Linked DNA regions of Homo sapiens: all the other regions are linked to region 3. A link is a contact called in ENCODE Hi-C or POLR2A ChIA-PET data. All regions are on one chromosome and are shown on one strand. The core of a region is the stretch at or near the end of the contact, and the rest is flanking DNA. Distances in the headings are between cores, read along the strand shown. Region 1 holds the start of CLCN6 (chloride voltage-gated channel 6). Region 2 has its middle 6.4 kb from the start of LINC02766. Region 3 holds the start of SZRD1 (SUZ RNA binding domain containing 1).

The links. A loop is a pair of places that touch in the nucleus more often than their neighbours do. ChIA-PET counts read pairs that join two places held with the same protein, here RNA polymerase II (POLR2A). Pooled maps may share reads with other maps.
Region 1: a loop to region 3 is called in a map of chondrocyte, with 10 times the contacts of the local background. The contact joins the promoter of CLCN6 here to the promoter of SZRD1 in region 3. A Hi-C loop is called at or near these places in 1 of 168 maps with a recorded cell type or tissue (chondrocyte) and 9 of 50 pooled maps. POLR2A ChIA-PET finds 5 or more read pairs at or near these places in 2 of 52 experiments (B cell and Panc1).
Region 2: POLR2A ChIA-PET joins it to region 3 with 17 read pairs in PC-3. The contact joins the enhancer-like site here to the promoter of SZRD1 in region 3. POLR2A ChIA-PET finds 5 or more read pairs at or near these places in 2 of 52 experiments (PC-3 and activated CD4-positive, alpha-beta T cell).

What each region holds. Positions count from the first base shown.
Region 1 is chr1:11,804,187-11,807,461 of GRCh38, reverse strand. It overlaps CLCN6 (chloride voltage-gated channel 6), which reads right to left and starts at 1,271. Exons shown (of 23, transcript NM_001286.5): 1 at 1,113-1,271; 2 at 272-331. The coding sequence starts at 1,199. It overlaps MTHFR (methylenetetrahydrofolate reductase), which reads left to right and starts at 1,498. Exons shown (of 12, transcript NM_005957.5): 1 at 1,498-1,574. RefSeq lists enhancers at 724-793, 1,244-1,323, 1,334-1,443, 641-1,626, 2,923-3,275 and silencers at 974-1,023, 1,694-1,743, 1,764-1,813.
Region 2 is chr1:12,517,419-12,520,809 of GRCh38, reverse strand. No RefSeq gene overlaps it. Among named protein-coding and RNA genes, the nearest start is that of LINC02766, 6.4 kb to the left of the region's middle. Within about 2 kb of position 1,705, at least 11 of the 41 ENCODE cell types and tissues checked have a DNase peak (open chromatin) inside an H3K27ac peak, as active enhancers do.
Region 3 is chr1:16,365,191-16,368,574 of GRCh38, reverse strand. SZRD1 (SUZ RNA binding domain containing 1) reads right to left here and starts at 1,333. Exons shown (of 4, transcript NM_001114600.3): 1 at 1,267-1,333. The coding sequence starts at 1,317. RefSeq lists enhancers at 537-826, 1,577-1,636.

The DNA.
Region 1 (3,275 bases), core at 22-2,521, 4.6 Mb after region 3:
AAAAGCAAACAGTTTAATGGCAAATACATACTCTATCCAGGTTAAGGTGCCACAGATTTATAAACGTGTAAAAACACCAGACCTTGTTTTGGGGTTAAGGTGAGAAAAGGGCTTGCTAAACAGTCTCTTTCCTAGAAGGAAGTTCTCTTACCCACTCACTCCCTGGGACAGAAGGTCAAAGAGCATCTCTGGTTGGAATCATAATGCTTCGGCCTGAAGTGACCAGGCCACTCACTACTTTAGTTGCCCAAGCAGTATCAAAGGAGCTCACCTCATAGTCTTTCCTTGGAAGAATCTCATCCTCCTCCTCCTGTGTTTCTCCAAGGATGGTCTAGAAAAACAGATCCGCAGAGGGAGCCTTTTTTAGTGGTTAGGAGTGGAAGGAGGCAGAAGTATTTACTGAAATCAGTGGCTAGCTTCTAAATCATCTGGAGCCATTATCAAATAGGAACCAGCCCTCAAAAAAAACCTTTCAGGGGTGAGGGACCATGTGGGTGAGGATCTACAGCCATCAGCTGAGCTCTTCATTTCCACTGATAGTCTCCAAATAACCACCCTCCTCTTCAGGACACCTCAAAGATGTCCAACGCCAGCTGAAAAGGGGGGTAAAAATGCAGGTTCCATTTGACAGTGTGACGTATCTGAAATCAGAAAGGACTTGTCAACTCTGGGAACACAACTCAAGTTTTCCCAGGATGCTTTGCAGGGGGAAGCTGGACTGTCAGTGACCCAGAAAGGGTGAGGGATAGAGTGAGAAAGGACTGGAGAAGCTAAAACAGCAGCATGATAAGCACAAAGTCCTGTGAGGAAGCTCATTCTGAAAACGCTTGTTTCATTCCAAACTCTTTTCAGATGGAAATAAAAGGAAACATGGGTGGGATTTACTGGAGCTGGCCTGGATTCTCCCTCAGATTCCAGGAGGGGTTATGAGAAAAGACCCCAGACTTAGGCACGTGAAGCAGGGTAGACGCTTCGAGAGCCCTGGCTGCGGTCCCCAGGCCCCACCCGCTGCCACCTGCGGGCCCAGATTGGCCCGGCCCCACCCCCGGCAACGCCTCTCTCAGTCCCTTAGCAACCGCCCCCTCCCCAGGCCGACTCCGCCGGCTTCTTACCAGCTCCTCGGGGGTGCGGGTCTCACGCTCACCGCAGCAGCAGCACCACCTGCAGCAGCAGCACAGAGACCCCCTGCACCCCGCCATCTTCCTCCTTTACTGCCACTCTGGACCCCTCTACCAACCCCCTCCCAGCCAGGATCTGCGCCTCACGTGACTGGCCCCGGGACGGTCACGTGGCCCTCTCGAGCTCTGGGACTGAGACCAGGAGTGGCTGCAGACGGGTGGGGCGAGGACTCGCGTCACATGACGATAAAGGCACGGCCTCCAACGAGACCTGTGGGCACGGCCATGTTGGGGGCGGGGCTTCCGGTCACCCGCGCCGGTGGTTTCCGCCCTGTAGGCCCGCCTCTCCAGCAACCTGACACCTGCGCCGCGCCCCTTCACTGCGTTCCCCGCCCCTGCAGCGGCCACAGTGGTGCGGCCGGCGGCCGAGCGTTCTGAGTCACCCGGGACTGGAGGGTGAGTGACGGCGAGGCCGGGGTCGCCGGGAGGGAGATCCTGGAGCCGGCAAACAACCTCCCGGGGGCAAGGACGTGCTTGTGGGCGGGGAGCGCTGGAGGCCGGCCTGCCTCTCTTCTTGGGGGGGGCTGCCGCCTCCCTTGCGCACCCTTCGCGGGATTAGTGTAACTCCCAATGGCTACCACTTCCAGCGACCGCCAACCCTCAAGCGAAGACTGACTTTGGCTCCCTGCCTGGACGGAGGGGCCCCTGAGCCAGGGGTGACGATCCCGCCCCTCTGACCGGCCCAGGCCCGTGTCCTCGCCCCCATCGGTGACTCAGTGACCTGGTGACTGGATTCTCGGCCACCTGGGCGCCGAGACGGCTTCCGGCTCCTGCCTTTTAAACCTGCCTCCCCGGCGATCACCTGGAGAAGAGCGCTGGGCCCGGGGCACTGCGGTCCCTGGCGCCCACTGCGTCCCGCTGCGCACGGGGGTCCGCCGGGACCTTTCTGGGAGTCGTAGGCTTAGTATCCCAGTGCTTGGCGCAGACTAGTTGTTCAGTAAGTGGCAGAGGCTTATTTTGAGAGAGTGGCAGCACCTGGCCCTTTGGCGCTCAGTGAATGTTGGCTATCACCGTGTGCCAAACTCTGGGGATACCCCAGGCAGGACACCGGTCCTGTCTCAGGGAACTGGGGAAAGAGAAAGGAGACAGGCCTTTTCACCCACAGTTACAACCCAGGGTGCTATGGGAGTCCAGCTGATAACGGATAAATCGTGGGAGTTGGCTTACAAATATGGCACATGCGTGGCATATACTAGGAATGCAATAAGTCTTTGAAAATCAGAGGGTTTACAGGTGGTTCAGCTTCCTCCTACTCTAGGTTCTGTTCCAGCAAGCAATTAACGAGGTGCGCCCTTAAACGCTGGAGGAAAGCCAACTGGCTGCTCTTGCTGTTACTCCTCCCCCCCGCCCCCGTTCCTCACTCCCCACAGCCATCCCCACTGAGAATCTGGAGTTTGAGGTCAGAATGAAAGAGAGCAGCCCTAGAGGGAGAAAGCTTTGGCCCAGGGTTCTTAGTCTGGAATCAACTCCTTGTCTTTGGATGTATCCCCGTGTAGTCTGTGCACCTGTGTGTGTATTTCAGGGGAAGGGAGCAGTGCATTTAATCAGATTGTCAAAAGAGTCTAAGACCCCAAATGGTTAGGTACACAGGGTTAGTGGTGGACAGTCTGAAAGAAATGAACCTCACCTGGGCTTTCCTCTGTTGTGCCATGTCACCACACACCCATTCACTACTGTGTGTTTGCCCATTGCTGTGCAAGTGTTTTGTTTGTTTTTAAGTGTTTGTCTTATTTTCTTAACCAGACTGCCAGATGACCCTATGCCCTCTGTTGGCCTGTCTGTGCCCTGGTGGCTCTGATTACTTGTTTCTGTTTTTTGTTTTTGTTTTTTTTTTTGAGATGGAGTTTTGCTTTTGTCGCCCAGGCTGGAGTGCTATGGCACAATCTTGGTTCACTGCAACCTCTGCCTTCCGGGTTCAAGCGATTCTCCTGCCTCAGCCTCCAGAGTAGCTGGGATTACAGGCGCCCGCCACCAAACCTGGCTAATTTTTATATTTTTAGTAGAGTCGGGATTTCACCATGTTGGCCAGGCTGGTCTCAAACTCCTGGCCTCAGGTGATCCACCCACCTCGGCCTCCCAAAGTGCTGGGATTACAGG
Region 2 (3,391 bases), core at 456-2,955, 3.8 Mb after region 3:
GAGACGGGGTTTCACCGTGTTAGCCAGGATGGTCTCGATCTCCTGACCTCGTGTTCTGCCCACCTCGGCCTCCCAAAGTGCTGGGATTACAGGCGTGAGCCACCGCGCCGGGCCGAAGCATTGTCTTCTATTTTGCCAGCCACCTCTCCAGTTGCTCCTTCGCCATCTCCTTTGCTCGTGCTCCTACACACATCCATCACATGCTGGAGCTCCTTAGGGCTTGTCCAGGCCCCCTTCTCATCTCAAATTCTACTCTCATTATCATCAAATCTGCCCCCATGGTTTAAAACACATCACTGGTTGCTTAAGCTAGAAACCCAGAAGCTACCCTTGATATTTCTTTTTCCCTAATCTCTCTCTCTTTTTTTTTTTGAGACAAGTCTTGCTCTGTCTCCCAAGGTGGAGTGCAGTGGTGCAATCACGGCTCACTGCACCCTTGACTTTAGGACTCAAGTAATTCTCCTGTCTTGGTCTCCTTAGTAGCTGGGACTACAGGCGTGTGCCACCAGGGCCAGCTAATTTTTTTTTTTTTTTTTAGAGATGGGGTCTTGCTATGTTGCCCAGGCTGGTTTTGAAGTTTCAAACTCCTGGGCTCTGGTGATCCTTCCGCCTCCATCTTCCAAAGTGTTGGGATTGCAGGCGTAAGCCACGGTGCTTGGCCCCTAATCTGTGCATGAAATCAATCTCACTGGTTTTTCTGTTCTCCCTCAAAAACATATCCGGATTCTATTGGCTCCCTTCCATCTCTCTGCCCCCATCCTCATCCAAGCCTCCTTATTTCTTGCCTGGGCTATTGCAGCTGCTCTCCACTACTAACTCATGCTACCCTGTCTCCATCTGCAGCCAGACAGGTATTTCTTTTGCGATGCCAACCTCACTGTGGAACCCTCTGCTTATAGCCTCTCCTAGCGTGGCTTACAGAGTCCAACATGACCTGGCCCGGCTGCGCCCCCCACCTCCTCTCATTGTGCTCCAGCTAGTCCAGGGATCCTGGGACTCAGCTGTGCTAAGCAGGTCCCTGCCTCAGGGCTCCAAAAGGACACTGTCCTCTTCCCGGTGCCTCATGAACTCTCCTCACTCTTGCTGGACTCAGACCATCTGCCTCTTTCTCGGTTGAGTCTTCCCTGTCACACCCTGACGTCCACCACTAGTATAGCTAGCTCAGTGAGGGCAGCAAGAATGCCACCCTATTCACTGTACATCCACGCATCCAGTACCGAGCCTGGCACCCAGTACGTGCTCAAGAGCAGGGGCTGGAAGTGCCTCCCTGTTGCTGGAGGGGCAGAGGGTTAGGTTCTGTAGCATCAGACTCACGTGTGTTGTCTGGGAACACCTAGGGATGCTCGATCTCTGTGGACAAACCATGGAACAGATCGAGAGTTGCCTTTCTGCAGGCTTTGCCAAGCTTCCCAGAAGTCTCTGTGTACCCCTTAAGCATCTTAGGAAAATACGCCCAAAAGGCAGGAATTTTCCCTCTAAAGTGGCCCTGGGAGCTGTTTCAGCACCCGCCCCCTCCCAGCACCGCCCCCTCCCGTCTCCCACACACCCCCTCCCTTGGGGGCTCACTTGCCCGGGGTTTCCAAGAGCCAAGTTGGTCTAGATTCACACATTTCCTCCAAGTCAAAACGTACCCGTGACCTTTCTGTGCTTTTGAGTCAGACCAGAATAAGCATGAGGTGTGAAGTTTTATGAGCCCCTGGGAGCTGCTGACGCTGGCCGTGCTCCTTGGGTAAGACTGTGGGAGAACACGATCTGGCTCCCCTCAGCGACAAGTGGGTTGGCCCCGCTCCTGGGCGTGGGGCAGGCAGCTCTGCAGTGCAATTGTTCCAGCGTCAAATCCTTCTGAAGTTCCAACTGGAGTATTTGGAGGAAGCTTAATTAAGACTGCTGTGTTCTTCTTTTTCCTTTCTTCTAACTTTGTTTACTTTAAGCACTTACTGCACTTCCAAAGGATATAGCTGGAGTTAGAGACTCTGCCCCGCAGGCCACTTGAAGATGCAAGGCAGTCTCTCCCACACACAAAATAAGATCCTGTAGGACTTAATTCAGATAGTCTACAAAGTTCTGTGTGTCTGTCTGTCTATCTCTATTTGTATGCCTCAAAGAGATAATATACTTTTGTTTCATATGTTCATGGAATATTTATTTATTTATTTTATATGGAGTCTCGCTCTGTCGCCCAGGATGGAGTGCAGTGGCACGATCTCGGCTCACTGCAACCTCCGCCTCCTGGGTTCAAGCAATTCTTCTGCCTCAGCCTCCCAAGTAGCTGGGACTACAGGCGCACGCCACCACGCCCAACTAATTTTTTTGTATTTTTAGTAGAGACGAGGTTTCACCATATTGGCCATTCTAGTCTTGAACTCCTGACCTCATGATCTGTCCGCCTCGGCCTCCCAAAGTGCTGGGATTACAGGCATGAGCCACTGAGCCTGGCCCTGGAACATTTACATAAACTGATCAAGTACTTGGACAATAAGAAAATTACAATGAATTTTTTTTTTTTTTTTTTTTTTTTTTGGTCAGAGTCTCACTTTTGTTATCCAGGCTGGAGTGCAGTGGTTATGGCTCACTGCAGCCTCAACCTCCCCGGCTCAAGGGATCCTCTCACCCAAGTAGCTGGGACTGAGGCACGCACCACCACGCCAGGCTCATTTTTGTATATTTTGCAGAGATGGGGTTTCGCTGTGTTGCCCAGACTGATCTCAAACTCCTGAGCTGAAGTGATCCGCCCACCTTGGCCTCCCAAAGTGCTGGGATTAGAGGCATGAGCCCCTGCGCGCAGCCCAGATGTTTCTAGAGTGTAGAAATCTTCAGGTTACATTTATTTACTGATCACAATCCAATAAAATTCAAAACATTAATTTAAAGGAGATAATTTGGCTGGGCACAGTGGCTCATGCCTATAATCCCAGCACTTTGGGAGGCTGAGGCGGGAGGATTGCTTGAGGTCAGGAGTTCGAGACCAGCCTGGCCAACATGGTGAAACCCCATCTCTATTAGAAATACAAAAAATTAGCCGGGTGTGTGGCATACCAAGTCCCAGCTACTCGGGAGGCTGAGGCAGGAGAATAACTTGAACCTGGGAGGCGGAGGTTGCAGTGAGCCAAGATTGCACCACTGCACTCCAGCCTCGGCGACATAGCCAGACTTCGTCTCACATAGATAGATAGATAGATAGATAGATAGATAGATAGATAGATAGATAGATAAGATAATATTTGGAAATTAACAAGTAGGTAATCCTTAGATCAAAGAAGAAATTAAAAGCAAAATTAAAGACTACATAGAAAGCAATAAAAGGAGAATGCTTACTGCCAAAATTAATGAGGCAAACTGAGTACCAGAGGAAAATTTATAACCTAAAAATGTCATTATTATTCAAGAAGAA
Region 3 (3,384 bases), core at 84-2,583:
TGGTTGTCACATTAAGAACTCTACTAAATATCCTCTGAACGAACGAATCCTTCAAATTCTCAATTATGCTAAATGGAAAAACATAAACAACCGTTGAGAGAAATGCTGAACCAGCGGAAAAAACTTCAAAGCCAAGTTTCAACATTCCCGTAGAGCTAGATACACCCACTGACTGCTGCCAGGGTCAATTTCCCGGCCTCTTCCAGAGCTCATAAGCACCCCCAAAAAGCGCTTAGGAAAAAAAACCCAGCGCCTACTCTACCCTGGTACGCTCGACTCCTCGCACACGTAAACCTTTAAGGTGGATGTCAGTGCAGCCAGCATTGAACAGACGCGAACACGGGGAGACAAAAAAAGCATCTCCCCATATTCACAAGGGTCACCACAGACAAACTCTGAAAAGACCAAATTATTCACAAATCTAAGAGAATTGACAGATCCTCTTTGAGATAAACTATTTTCCTACAGTTTCTGGAGGCAAACAAAAACTCCAAAAACAAGTCGAACGGTCCATCTCCCCACTCCTCTCCCAAGAATGTGGCTGTTTTACATATCACACCCTGGACTCCGACAAGCGAACTCCTAGACCTTCCCGGGGCCTCGGATCGCTGAGTGGCAGAGGAGCTGCCCCGCAGAGCTTTCGGTTGCTTTGGCAGAGTCCCCGTGAGACCTGCCTGCCTGCCCACAAACTCTTCTTGGAGTAAAAGTGAAAGAGAAAAAAAACCCGACTCGTCCACCGTGACGGATGGTGGGGGATTTTAGCAGAGTTGAGTAGCCCAAAGAGGATTCAATTTCCCCCCGCCCTCGGCTGCCTCCTCCCGCTTTCCTGCGAAGCCGGACATGCCTCCTTGGTCCGCGCAAGCCCCACCACCACCCACATGGTGTGTCCGTCCCGGTCAGAGCACAAGAACTTTAAAATGGTGCCTCGGGCCACAAGGCTCATCGGAAAGAGTCACAGAGGCCCACGGCCAGCAAGTGGGCGCGGGGGGTCAGGAAAGGAGGCCCCGGGTGGCGGGTGGGGCGCCCCGGGTGACGCGCGCGTTAGTGGGCGGAGGGAGGCGCACCAGGCAAAGGAAAGGAGAGAAATGGATCGCGGCCCCTTTAAGAGGCCTTCACGGCGCTCAGGAACTGGGGGCCTCTCCACCACCCCCAGCCCGGCGTATGGGGCCCTTCCTTGGGGAGAACTATCTCCAGACCCGCTCCCCGGAGGCTCCCCTCACGCCAGGTCTCGCCCGGCCCTGCCATGGGACGGCGGCTCCTCCTTACCCCGCTGTCTGCCGCCTCTTCCCAGCTCTCAGCGACCTCCTCATCTTCCATCTTACTCGCCGCTTTCCCTCCTCCCCCACCCCCTCCCCGCGCCTGCGCTTTGAAGCGCGCCTCCGTCGCGGGCGCAGGCACGCAAGGCTTTACTCAATGGACCCCGCCCGCTGCCAAGCCCGGAAGAGGCGCCAGGCAAGGTCCCAAGTGTACATTAGGGCAGCCATCTTGGAAGGGGGCAGAGAAGGCGGAAAGATGCCATCTTTCTTAAGGGCCAACGCGTTATCTGTCTTACAGAATGGGCGTTCAAGGGAAGTCCTCATCTCGAGTACCGGAAGTGTGTTCTGTGGAACCATCTTTTCTAAGGGCAGGCAATTAAAGAAAACTTTTTTTCTTTTAAAGTGAGTCGTAGTTTTCCTAAACTACAGATAATGGTATCTTCAGAATTCTGAAAACATTTTTAAACACCAACAAATGATGAAAAATATCTGCTGATGCAGAAAACATTTTATTATTTCTGATAGGGTGAAAATCATTACAGTATTTCCTGCTCATAAAGCAGTATTCTAATCATTTATTAACACTATATCCGCTACCGTAAGGTAAAGACGGTAAAGATAATATTGCACCTCAGTTGGGAGAACCAGTGGGATTCCCAGCTACTAAGTTCTCCTGGGTCTTTAATGGTAGATAAATACGTTAGTATTACCTCTAAAAATTACTGGCCAGGCGCGGTGGCTCACGCCTGTAATCCCAGCACTTTGGGAGGCCGAGACAGGCGGATTACCTGAGGTCAGGAGTTCAAGACCAGCCTGGCCAACATGGTGAAACCCCGTCTCTACTACAAATACAAAAATTAGCTGGGCATGGTGGCACACGCCTATAATCCCAGCTACTCCGGAGGCTGAGGCAGGAGAACTGCTTGAGCCAGGGAGGTGGAGGTTGCAGTGAGCCGAGATCATGCCACTGCACTCCAGCCTGGCCGACAGAGTGAGGCTCTGTCTCAAAAAAAAAAAAAATTATTTATGTCAGGGCAGGCGTAGTGGCTCACACCTGTAATCCCACTTTGGGAGGCCAAGGTGGGCAGATCACCTGAGGTCAAGAGTTCGAGACCAGCCTGACCAACACGGAGAAACCCCGTCTCTACTTAAAATGCAAAATTAGCTGGGCATGGTGGCACATGCCTGTAATCCCACCTACTCGGGAGGCTGAGGCGGGAAGATCGCTTGAGCCTGGGAGGCGGAGGTTGCAGTGAGCCAAGATTGCGCCATTGCACTCCAGCCTGGACAACAAGAGCAAAACTCTATCTCAAAAAAAAGTTATTTATGTGGCCGGGCATGGTGGCTCACGCCTATAATCCCAGCACTTTGGAAGGGTGAGGCGGGGGGATCGCTTGAGCCCTGCAGTTTGAGACCAGCCTGGGCAACGAGGCAAAAGCCCATCTCTACTAAAAAAAAAAAAAAAAGCTGTGTGATCTTAACGCAAGTTACATAAGGATTCTATGTCTCAGTTCCCCAAGTGTATACATTAGAGATAGCTACTTCAAAAGTAGATTGTAAGAATTTAACCAGTTACTATGCTGAAATGCCTAGAACAGTGCCTGACCCATAGTAAGAGTCCTAAGGGTTAGCTATTATCATTATGGGAGTGTCTTGTCTGCCCGAGGAAGATTTATAATTGTCACTTCTGTAATCATCCTTTCTTAAAATATAAGGACAGGGAGATGCCAGGCGCGGTGGCTCACGCCTATAATCCCAACACTGTGGGAGGCTGAGGTGGGCGAATCAGTTGAGGTCAGGAGTTCAAGACTAGCCTGGTCAACATGGTGAAACCCCATCTCTACTAAAGATACAAAAATTAGCCGGATGTGGTGGCAAGCACCTGTAATCCCAGCTACTTGGGAAGCTGAGGCAGGAGAGTTGCTTGAACCCAGGAGGCAGAGGTTGCAGTGAGCCAAGATTGCGCCATTGCACTCCAGCCTGGGCAACAAAGCGAGACTCTGTCTCAAAAAAAAAAAAAAAGGCAGGGAGATAAGCAAACACCATGTGTTTATATTCTTACTGACATGTTCCTGTTTTTCTCTCAGTTTTAAATACATGTCATTCAGTAGTGTTGCATTTGGCTGCT